Linked DNA regions of Homo sapiens: all the other regions are linked to region 2. The links are chromatin loops, found by intact Hi-C in ENCODE. Cell type or tissue: GM12878. All regions are shown on one strand.

The links. Hi-C counts contacts between places; a loop is a spot of excess contacts. Peaks named below come from ENCODE experiments on the same cell type or tissue, not always from the same donor. Only the 100,000 strongest peaks of a DNase experiment are listed, where the experiment ranks them.
Region 1: it touches region 2 in a loop (6-fold over the local background); 1 of 110 quality-filtered maps calls a loop at or near these places.
Region 3: a loop joins it to region 2, with 2.8 times the contacts of the local background. A loop is called at or near these places in 1 of 110 quality-filtered maps.

The regions. Positions count from the first base shown.
Region 1 is chr10:82,967,298-82,971,297 of GRCh38, forward strand. The region is part of intron 6 of NRG3 (neuregulin 3); the gene reads left to right. Among named protein-coding and RNA genes, the nearest start is that of LINC02650, 710 kb to the right of the region's middle. In GM12878, a CTCF peak has its summit at 2,318; no DNase peak of the experiment used is centred here.
Region 2 is chr10:82,912,464-82,916,463 of GRCh38, forward strand. All of the region lies in intron 4 of NRG3 (neuregulin 3), which reads left to right. Among named protein-coding and RNA genes, the nearest start is that of NRG3-AS1, 680 kb to the left of the region's middle. In GM12878, no CTCF peak of the experiment used is centred here; DNase peaks (open chromatin) are centred at 2,288 and 2,806.
Region 3 is chr10:82,794,557-82,798,556 of GRCh38, forward strand. All of the region lies in intron 3 of NRG3 (neuregulin 3), which reads left to right. Among named protein-coding and RNA genes, the nearest start is that of NRG3-AS1, 560 kb to the left of the region's middle. In GM12878, a CTCF peak has its summit at 2,137 (motif pointing right); no DNase peak of the experiment used is centred here.

The DNA of each region.
Region 1 (4,000 bases), 55 kb after region 2:
TATTCTGCTAAACATGTGTCTACATTGATGTCTACCCCCAAATCTAATCCATAACTACATCAATAATTCTACCCTCCTCCCGTTGCTTATTTATAAATTTCCACTCCAACAGTGAAAAACCTCCTTCCCACTGTCTATTATTCATTTACTTATTTTTTCAGTGACAGAATACACATAAAGCATTCTCACAATGGTTATACCATACCTTTGCACTGTTCAACTTTAATGGCTAGGCGGTGCATTTGGGCGGTAGTTTTGCCTTTAGTCTGCTGAACACTTGTGACCTTCAGAAGTGTTTCTTCACTTTTTTTCCTCTCTTACGTGAGACGGAAAGGCTACAGGGAGCAGGAATTGGGGAAGTGCCTTCTTTCTGGTGAGATAAGGCTCTGGTAAAATATTTTTACTACAGGAGTAGGCAATTGTTATTGAGAATGCTCTGTGTGCATTTCAAAATAGTTACTTTTCCCCTTCCACTGGCAGAGACATTAGATGATTTTTTTTGTTGCTGTTGGGGTTCTTTGCTGTGAGAACCTGGTGTGGTTCCTGGAGGTCAAACCCATGGAAGTATCGGCATTCTGCCTAAGACTACAGACCCCAACTCTCGTTCTAGTGCCCATACAGATTCCAGCAACTTGTCCAAATTACTTCTTAAACATTCCTACCAATTTATGGTTCCAGCAGATTCAGTTGCAGAAAAGCTGATCTTAGCCATTATTCTCTGTATTCACCTGTTTCTCCAGATTTAAGGTGGCAGTGTGCCCTTCAACCTCAATTATCCAATGAATACAAGAAGACATTTTCAGTTTGTTCATTTATTTTTCTTATTGCTAGGACAGGAATAGCGACTTCCAAACTCTTAGCTTGTCAAAACTGAAACCACAGAAGCTATCTGAATTCATGTTCAACAAAAATGTATGGAATATAATTTGGAAGTTGGTCAAATTATTAGACTCTTATCATGCTTCCACAAGTTTCAAGCAACCTCCGGATAGGAATACCAGCAATTTAAACTTGAATTTCAGGTACAAGTAGTCACTGAAACAAAATGCTGTGAGAGAAAGAAAAAAAGTTCTAAAATAATAAATTCTGGAAACACATTTATATTAATGGACCAAAATAATACAAATAAAAACAACTGTTTAATATCGCAATAATTCAAACATATGAAATAACAGATTTAGGAAATATCTATCATGAACACTATGAATAAACAGAACAGGTTAAGAGGTTAATTCTGTTTATGAGTGTTATCCGGAATTTTGGACAAGGCCCTCTATCTCTCAGATTCTAAGCAGAGACTATGAACTAATGGTACAAAAGATGAATTAGGCTTTTTGACAAGGAAGGAAGGGAGGAAGGGAGGCAGGGAGGGAGGGAGGCAGGGAGGGAGGAAGGGAATTACTGACTTTTAGTGATTTGGCAGTTTCTCTAAAAGATCTGCATGCTCCAGAAATAGTTGGCTGATATTGTCCCCTGGCAGCCCGTATTAGTCCATTTTCACACGCTGATAAAGACCTACCCAAGACTGGATGATTTATGAAGAAAAAGAGGTTTAATGGACTCACAGTTTCATATGGCTGGTGAGGCCTCATAATCATGGTGGAAGGTGGAAAGCACGTCTTACGTGGCAGCAGACACAAGAGAAGAGAGAGCCAAGTGAAAGGTTTTCCCTTATAAAACTATCAGATCTCATGAGACTTATTCACTACCATGAGAACAGTATGGAGGAAACTGCCGCCATGATTCAATTATCTCCCACCAGGTCCCTCCCACAACACGTGGGAGTTATGGGAGCTACAATTCAAGATGCAATTTGGGTGGGGACACAGCCAAACCATATCACAGCTCTCTGCAGTTGCTGAACATACTTGCTTTCTTCAGTTTGTCATGGATTTGCCCAGAGCATCTCACTTGTTTTTGTAGCTGGGCCTTCTAGGCACCTAGGTTTTTCTTGTAAACCAGTTTATTAGATAAAAAAAGATATGTCTTTTATATCCCTCATATGTCTTTTATAGACCTGAAAGTCAGACAGATATTCAGGATATCATCGCACTTTAATAAACATGTCCATTCATCTGACTTTTTCCATGGGTACTTTGCAATACACAATCAATAATGAAGCACACATAGAGGTATTTCCATTATGTATTGGATCTTTGTTATTTGAGGTTGTTGAAAACAATCACCTTTTCCAAATTATCTCTGTACCTTCTCTTTGTTCTCTGTCATTTTCCTCCATTTTGCAAAAAGACTGACCAGCCTTTATAGGTCCACTGTGAAAAATTCGGATTCTGGTTCAAGACATGGTCATTACTGCCACTATGTGGCTTGTTTTGGAAGTTATTGAAAATAAAACATTTAATTGGAGCTTTTGAACTTAAAGCTGCAAAACCTTGATATGTTCCCTAGTCTCCATAGCTTATACTCATGGATATACTTTTTCCCAAGCATAACACCTAATTAGATAGTTAATAATTTCTTTTAACTTAAAAATCTGCCTCCTAAGTAATTGCGTGAGAAACACACACATGCAAATGCACACAGAAAAATATATGTACATACAAAATCTGTATATATATAAACACCAGGCTAATTATGTGTATATAAACATAAATATATACACAATCTATTTATATCTATTAATTGCACCTTCCTTATTTACACAAATGGATTTATATGCATACGCTTTTGCGCCTTTTATTCTTTTCAATGGCTGTGTAGTATTCATTTATGGACATTTCTATTGTTTTGAGTTTTTTTCACTTTTGTGTTTATTTCCGTTTCGTTATGGACAATTGTGCTGCTGATGTACCCTGGAAATTATTATTTTGAACTTTTGCAATTATGGAAATTTGCATGATAGAAATTCTAAAAGTAATATTTTGGATCAAAGAGTATGTATATCTAAAATTTTGAAACATATTGTCAATTTGCTCTTCAAGTTAGCACCACGGCTACTTTTCCAGGGCCTTTTCCTTTATCAGATATTCTTGAAATTTAAATTTCTCTATTTATTTTAAAGGCAGAGTCTTGTTATGTTGCCCAGCCTGGAGTGCAATAGCTAATCACATAGCACACTACAGTCTCTAACTCCTGGGCTCAAATGACCCTCCCACCTCCACTTCCCAAGTAGCTGGGACTACAGCTGTGCACCACTGCACTTAGCTTAATTTCCTCTATTCTGATTACCACCTCTTTATAATGAGTGCAGTTGCACTCTTTGCCATATGTATGTTGCCTGTCTTTATTTTTCTGTGAAATTCTTGTTCACCTGTTGCCTTTCATTTTTTTCCAGTTGATTTCTGCCTTTATATCTTAAGAATAGTCTTTAACATAAGAATAGCCTATGTTTCCCCAGGCTTTTACTTATATTTTGATTTACTAATAATCATTTTTGTTACTTAAGACATTTAAATTAGTAGTAAATCAAATTTTACATATTTTTTTCTTTATGGTCTCTAGGTGTTTTGTCCTGGTAACAAATGTCTTTCTCCCATAAGGTTAGGAATACATCTCCCATATAGTTTTATAAAGGTTTTTGAATGTATTTCCATTATCCAAAGAGTTCATTCATATCTTCTTGTGTTAGTCTGTTTGCCTTGTTATAAAGCAATGCTGAGGCTGGTTAATTTATAAAGAGGTTTATTTGGCTCACAGTTCTGTAGGCTGTACAAGAAGCATGGTGCCAACATCTGCTTCTGGTGAGCATTTCAGGAGGCTTCTGCTCATGGCGGAAGGGAAAGGGGAGCAGGTGTCACATGGTGAGAGAGAAAAAAGAGAAAGGCGAAGGGTGCCATGCTCTTTTAAATAACTAGTTCTTCCATGAATTAATAGAATGAGAACTCACTCATTACTGCAGGGAGGATACAAACCATTCATGAAGAATCAACCCCCATGACCCAGACACCTCCCACCAGGCCTCATCTCCAAAATTGGGGATGAAATTTCAACACGAGATTCAAAGGGGACAAATATCCAAACTATATCACTTCTCTTTATC
Region 2 (4,000 bases):
TAATATAGTCACACCATATTATTTTGGATAAGTGTTAGCATGGTATATCTTACTCCACCATTTATGGCACCCACGCCATTATATTTAAAGTGAGTTTCCTAAAGACAATATATACTTTCATCTTGTTTTTAAAAATATACTTCGACAATTGCTTTTAATTGGTTTAGGCTATTTATATTTATAGTGATTTTTGAGATTTCTGGATTAATACCTATCATATTTGTAAATGTTTTTTAGTAATTGATGACCTGGGTTTTTGTTTCTTTTTCTTTGCCTTCCATTTTGTTTTTTCATTTTTGGATCTAATTAAGTATTTTATATGATGGTATTTTATCTTCTCTGTTAGCATATCAATTATGTTTTCTAGATATATTTTGTTAGTGATTCCCTACAGTGTGCTGTACATTTACAACTAATCTATGCCTACTTTCAAATAATACTGCTCTTGACTAGTATAGATAACTTATAAAAAGTACTTCCGGCCGGGTGCGGTGGCTCACACCTGTAATCCCAGCACTTTGGGAGGCCGAGGCAGGTGGATCTCAAAGTCAGGAGATCGAGACCATCCTGGCTAACACGGTGAAACCCCGTCTCTACTAAAAATACAAAATAATTAGCCGGGCGTGGTGCAGGCACCTGTAGTCCCAGCTACTCTGGAGGCTGAGGCAGGAGAATGGCTTGAACCTGGGAGGCAGAGCTTGCAGTGAGCTGGGATCATGCCACTGCACTCCAGCCTGGGTGACAGAGCGAGACTCAATATTTTTAAAAAAAGAAAAAAAGTACTTCCAATTACTTATTTTCATCCCTTATAACATTGCTGTCATTCATTTCACTTATTCATAAACTATAACCACCCAGTTATCTGTTAGTTCAAATAAAAATAAGAAAAATAAACATTTTATTTTACCTTTATTTATTTTTTTCTGTACCTCTCTCCCTTTCCCTAAGTAGGTCTGAGTTTCTGACATATAATTTTCCTTCTTTCTGAAGAAGGCTTAACATTTTTTGCAAGGTATGTGTACTGGTGACAAATTTCCTTAATGTTTGCTTATCTGAGAAGGAATTTCTCCTTTACTTTTGTAGATTAAATTTCACTGGCTACAGAATTCTAAATTGGTGATGGTGGGTTTTGTTTTTCCATTAACATTTGAAATATTGACTGCCTTCTCTTGTTTTCATAGTTTCTGTGTGGAAGTCTGTAATACTTATACTTGGTTCTCTATAGGTGAGGTGTTTTCCCTTCCCACCATTGCACATTCCCAGTCTCTTTTCAGGATTTTGTTTTGATTTTGTGCAGATTTAACATGATGCATAATGTAGAGTATTTTCCATGGTTGGTATTCTCCAGCTTCCTGGATCTGTGGTTTTGCCTTCATCATTAATTTTGGAAGGTTGTCAGCTATTATTACTTCAAAACCTTTTCTATATGGTTTTCTCTTGATTTTCCTTCTCGTCTTCCTATAATGTGTGTTATATCTTTTTAAAATTGTCTCCTAGTTTTTCAATGTTCTGTTCCACTGTGTGTTTATTATTTTTCTCTTTGCTTTTCAGTTTTTAGTGTTGCTATTGATACATCTTTAAGCATACTGAGTCCTTCCTTGAGAATGTTAAATCCACTGATGATCATCAAAGGCATTTTTTACTTCCATTTCAGTTTTTTTTTTCTAGTACTTCCTTTGGATTATTTCTTAGAATTTTTATCTCTCTGCCTACATTACCCATCTGTTATTGCATGTTGTGTACTTTTTCATTAGATCCTTTGGCCTAACAATCAGTTAAATTCATTTTCTGATCATTTAAAAATCTCTGCTGTATCTGAGTTTGATTTTGATTCTCCCTTTGTCTCTTCAGATTTAATTTTTTTTTCTTTTTCTTTTTAGCATACCTTGTAGTTTTCTTGTGAAAAGCTAGACATGACATATTAGGTAAAAGGGATTGACATAAGTAAGCCTTTAGTGTGAGTTTTTAAGTAAGTTTTTTTCCTGTAGCTAGCAGTCAGTTTTTGTTTAATGTTAACTGTAGTTACAGGTGTCAGAGGCTAAAATTTCCTTCTGATGCCCTTGTTTTTGTCTTCCCTGTTGTCCTTGGACTTCCCTAGAGACTTCTTTCTAAATAAATTCTGAAACATGTGGTTTTTTGTTTCTATTCTCCTGTTATTGTGTAGGATCCCTGTTTATGTGTGGTAAGGTGTGCAGGAAAGAAAGTGTTTTATTATTCTATGATGAGAGCTCAATCCTCTAGTGGGCTTGAGCCCCAGAGGTGGGTCCTTCACAAGTGATTTTTAGCTTTTTTTTTTTTTCCCCACACCCCTCCCCTTACATGAGACAAGCTAGAGAGGTTTCAAATTAGGTATTTCCCTCCAATGTTGAATGTTAGAGGAAGCTGTAATTGGGTATTTCTCATGGTGGTTAGGTTCTGGTACAATAGTTTTCTCTGGGGAAAGGCCTTTGTTAAGGAGAACAGAACATTCTGAGTATATTTTAAATGAAAACTTTTTCTTTTCCCCTGCCAGATGCATTAGGGGATTTTCCTCATCTTCACCATGATAACCTCTAGAGGTTTATGGAAGGAAAACTTATGAAATCATGGGGATCCTTCTAAGGCTGGTCCTGCAGAAGTTTTTATATTTCAAGCTTGTCCACACCCAGTGTCCAACTGTTAGTCAAGTGATGTTGAAGTGTTTTAACTTGTTTCTGACTCCAGCAATGGCTTCTGCTCCCTGTAATCTATAACTGTATTTATCTTTCTCTGCAGTTTTTAAGGTAGCAGTTTGCCCTGTGACTTCCATTTTCCAAAGGCTCTAAGAAGACTTGTTCATTTTGTTTCACTTTGTTCTTTTTGGGAGGATAACAGCAATAACTGCTGAGCTCTTTACATGCCAAAAAAGAAACTAGGAGGTCTATGACCTGTTTTTGATAATCACATATGACTTTGTAGAAATCAGGAACAAGCTCTTTGACAATAATTAAGGAAATGTCAGTCAGATAATTTCATATTTGAAATACAGTAAATTTTTTAAAAACAAAATGTGTATCTTTTTAAAATAAACAATATTCCTGGCACACAGTGATGCTATATTTGCATATTCCCTTAAGAATTTAAATATTGTGTAATTTTTCTATTTGCTGTGGCAATAATACAATTGAGTGAATTCTTTTGCACTTCAAAGTAAAAAAAAAATTAGACACAAAATGTTCCTAGTGAGATTTTGGCTAATCTGATAGACCCATATGTAAATGTGCTGTACAAAAGTCTGAATATTTTAAAACTGTTAATGCATGAAGTCCATTTTAGGTTGGTTCCACAACCTAAATGATACTCACTAAACCTAAAAAATTCAGATGATAATTTTTATTATAAACATTGGGGAATATATACATGCATTTTCAGTTTCTCTCATATTTCAATTTCTGTGATCTTATAAATTCAACAAACGTTTATTTTTCTGAAATAAAGACATTTATACTCAATAAAATACTGTAATATTACAGATCTCCTGAATAAGGCTCTTTCTAGTGCTAGATCTCAGTAGCCTTTTTTATTTGTTCAGAGAATGGAGGAAGGCAAAAAAATCCAAAAAATATATCATGTTCTATTTGTATAAGGCTTTACATTGGATAAAAGAACACTATTGATATCTGAATAGAACTGTTATGACTTATTTGTTGTTCTTGTCATTGTTTTACTTCTTTAAGGTTGGGGCAATGCCTGAGCACACTGGTTTACACCTGTGATTTCAGCACTTTGGGAGGCCAAGTTAGGAGGATTGCTTGAGCCCAGAAGTTCAAGACCAGCCTGGACAACACAGCAAGGCCCCATCTCTACAAAAATAAAATAAATTAGCTTGGCATGATGTCACATGCCTATGGTACCAGCTACTGAAAAGGCTGAGGTGGGAGTAATGCTTGAGCCTGGGAGGTCAAGGTTGTAGTGAGCCATACTTTCATTACTGTACTTCAGCCCGGGTGACAGAGCAAGACCTTGTCTCAAAAAGTAAAAA
Region 3 (4,000 bases), 120 kb before region 2:
TTGTGACTGAAAACAATGCTTAATAAGCAGAAGAAAGCATGTTAATTGTAGGCACTGCCATGCTGCTGTGTACCTAAGAGCTGGGCTTGGCTGCAGCTCAAACAGGTCTTGGGTAGAACTAACCAAGTTGCCCTCAAGCTTAACTTCCAATTGTCACAAAATTCATCTTGGGCTTAGAGATGAATTTTAAATACATCGAAGAGTAAAATGCTCTGTTACCAGAGTGGGTCAGTGGAGCTCAGCTACCATCGATCTACACTCTAACTCTCTTCCTCCATCAACCTTTACATCCTCTAATGGAGGAATGTCTCCCATATGAAATAGTGGCCACTCACCCAAATGTAATATTGGTGACAGACAAAGGGAAACTAAGCTCTAACCTCTCTCCCCACCAAAAGTTCACATTTCTTCAGTCAAATCATCATGTGGACAGAAATCAATTTCTTCTCTATGCTGTCACTGAGAAAGAGGGAATATATAAAACTCACGTATAAAAATACAGAAGTAAAATGAAGATCTCTATGTTAAGTGAGTACTATCCAGAATAATTGATTTCCATTACTGGATATCTTCAAATAAATGATTGATGGTAATTTGATATCACAAAAGAGAAAGCAGTATTTTTTATAAAAAAGCTTTATTGGTATAACAGAGGTATAATGACATTTTTTAAAAAGTTACACATGTAATGTATATAACCTTAATGAGTCTGGACACTTGTGATACTGTTACCACAACCAAGGTGTGAAACATATCATCAAGACCACAGTTTTTGTGTATGTGTGCACATTCATGACAGGATATGTGTTACAGAGCTAATGTCTTTATTTTAAAAAGCTTTATTCATTTGGATTTTATTCCTTACTATTATATTCTTTATTCAACAGTTGTCTTTCCATCTCATCTCTCCTGATTCTTCCCCATGCTTTAAAAAATGTTAATGTCTTCTTGAGACTGTCAAAAACAACATTACAACAAATTTCTTTATAGATCTAATTGGCTTTTATAGGTGATACATGAATCAGGGCAGCCTTCATTCTACAAAACTGAACAAGTGTTCTTCTGGGCAGGGGCAAAACACTGGGTTTTGAAAGGTGAAAAGTAGGAAATAGAAAAATGGAAATCTAGTAAGCATCATATTACCTCAGGTTACTTTTTTTAAAGGGGTAAAGCAGAAGAGACTTCCTTATTAGGATTACTGAGGTAAACTGGAATCTCTTGTTTTCAGGAAAGATTGTTTTGTTTGGGGATCTATCTGCTTTCTTAAATTTTCATTTTAATTATGTGGCATTTAGCATGAGTGACTCCATTTTGGTTTGGTCTGGTCGTTTAGGGCCTAGTGCAGGAGTTCAGTCTGAAACAATGGCCTCCCATAATCTTGTTTAACAATTCTAAAAGAAGGTCGTTCCTTTAACTCTATTCCTCTCTGTGGTTTCATCCCTCTCCTTTACCAATCGATTCATATTTACTTTTGTATGTTCTCAAAGGCAAGTTAAATAATACTGCATACTGAAGTCTGTTCAGTGTCCCCACAATCATAATAAAATGTCTAAGACAGACTTATGAGCTTCTCAAACTGTGTTGTGGGTGTACTTTTAGGCTCATGTGAGATCATGAATATGGTGCATTCTCCTGAAGTATCAATTTTACTCAGTACTGAAAACATTATTCTATCATTAAAACAAACACAACTAGATTAGAGAGTATATTGCAAAATCTCCATGAACTTAATACTAAAATAAGAGTCTGAAAGCCGACTGGTACCCCAGATTGTCAATCAGCTCCTATTGGAAGCCTGTCAAGTCCACCATAGAGCAGCAGCCAAACCATTTCATGGGAGAGAACGAGGACTCTGCAGCGAAGTCTGAAAGTGCTGCAGCCCTCTGGACCCTGTGGACTCTCAAAACTAATCAAATGGAATGTCCATCCAAGACAAAGCCCCGCACCAATGTGAAATTGTTGAGAGAAAACCAAAATTTATCAAATAGCTACAATAGAAGCAAAGGAAATAAAGTGGTAAAGAGAGAGAGAGGGGGAGGCAAAGAAAAGGAGGAACAAAAGCAGCATTACCACAGTGAATGTGAATTTTAAAATTATTTTCTCATTTATTATTTTGCAAAAATGACAGGAGAGGGAGCCCTAGAGCCATAATGCTAGAAAACTATCCTGACCCTTCCTCTTTCCTAAAAGTACAAAGAAACTCCAAAGAAGAAAAGAGGAGAAAGATGAGGAGGAGGAGGAAGAGAGGAGAGGAATAGGGGTAAAAATAAATCTTGGTCAACTCTTATACAAACTTATTATAAATTCTTACAGGGAAGGAGAATGAAAACAGAATGATGCAGACAAGGAAATTATGCCATAAAGCTAGTCCCAAAACAAATGAAAACTACAACCTAATATTTTTTAAAAATAGCTAAAATAAGAAGCTATGAAAAAAAGATGTATACCAGAATTAGAAAAACTCTGAAAAGAGGCAATTAGAAAAATTAAGATCTAAAAAGAGAAGTAACAGGACAAATTTAGAAATGAAAATGAACCTTTTTACAATCAGTCTTCATTTTTACTCCATTGCGTTCGACACTGTTGTTCTGAAAGTCTTTCCTGCTCTGGACTCTGGAAGATGTTAGTCCTTCTAATTCTCCTGCAGCTACTGCTTCCTGCTCTAATTCATGGCTCTTCATCACTGCCATAGAAATGGGACGTTTCCTATGGCTCTCTCTGGGCCACATCTTTCAGTTAACTTGGCCCAGTGGCTGCAACAACTTTTAAAGTTTATAAATAACTTTAAATATGGCTGCATTTCAAATAAACCCCTCACTTCTTGACCTGCTCCATACTTGACTATCCAGGTGCCTTTGGGATGTCTCACTGGCATTTCAGGTGGGTCATGTCCAAAGTCACCTACTCAGTGCTTAAATCTACCTCTCATATACAATTTCATAATTTGGAAAACAATGTTTTTTTTCTGTCACTCAGATTCAAAACTCCAGAAGCATCCATCACTGCTTTCTTCTTTGTCATGTTCATTATATCAAATGTCCTTGTTTGCTCATGTCTGCCCCCAAAGTACCTCGAATCTGTTCTCTCCTTTAACTCTTCACTGCCACTCCCTCAACACCACTCTCTACTTGCAATAAATAACTGTTTTTTGCCTTCTCTGACTTCATTTTGTCTCATCTGCTAGTGATGTTGTCAAACTGATCTCAATTGGTAGATCGGAGTTGTCTTCTAGGGGAGTTTATGAATGTAAACAAAACTGTGAATGTGGCCTCCTGAAGTTGCATATTTGACCTGGCTCTGTCTTCTTCAGGGCAACAGATTCTCAACCTGGTTTTGTTGTTAGTACAGTTGAAAGAATTAATTTTAAGAAAAACAAGTCAGAAGAAATTACAGTGCAGTAACTAGTAAAATAATCATGACTACATTAAAATATTTTTAAATACCCTTAAAATGGTTCAAGGTATTATCCTCTAGAAGTGTATTGCTATTTATTGCCTTTTCAATACTCTTTTGTATACCTGAGGCAATGTCTTTGAGAACCTACTTGAAAAAAAGTGTAACACTGTTTTCCTCTTACTCACAGTACCTTGTACCCTGATATTTGTAACATCACAAAACCCACAGAGTTAGGGGCTGACCAAATATACACAGTAAGTTATAGTATTGGGTAAATGAAACAATCCTGCAACAAAAGATTCTTCAGTTCCAATACAGAAGAATAAAGGAAACACAATTTAATTTTGAGAAAGCATTACCAGGTTGACATGTATATAAGGTGGCACACAAGAAACTATAAACTCTGGACAGAATCTTACACAAATCTATACAGCAGTCAAAGAAAGAACAATAGAAACTTCTCTTATCTCCTTGAGAGATAAATAGATGAGCCCTGTCATCTGCTCTATAGTTGTGAGATAGCACAGAGCTAATTTGTAGGTTTACAGTTCCAAGGGGAAGAAGGCCAGAAAACTGAATCAAAAGGACTATCTTGTTTGGGGGT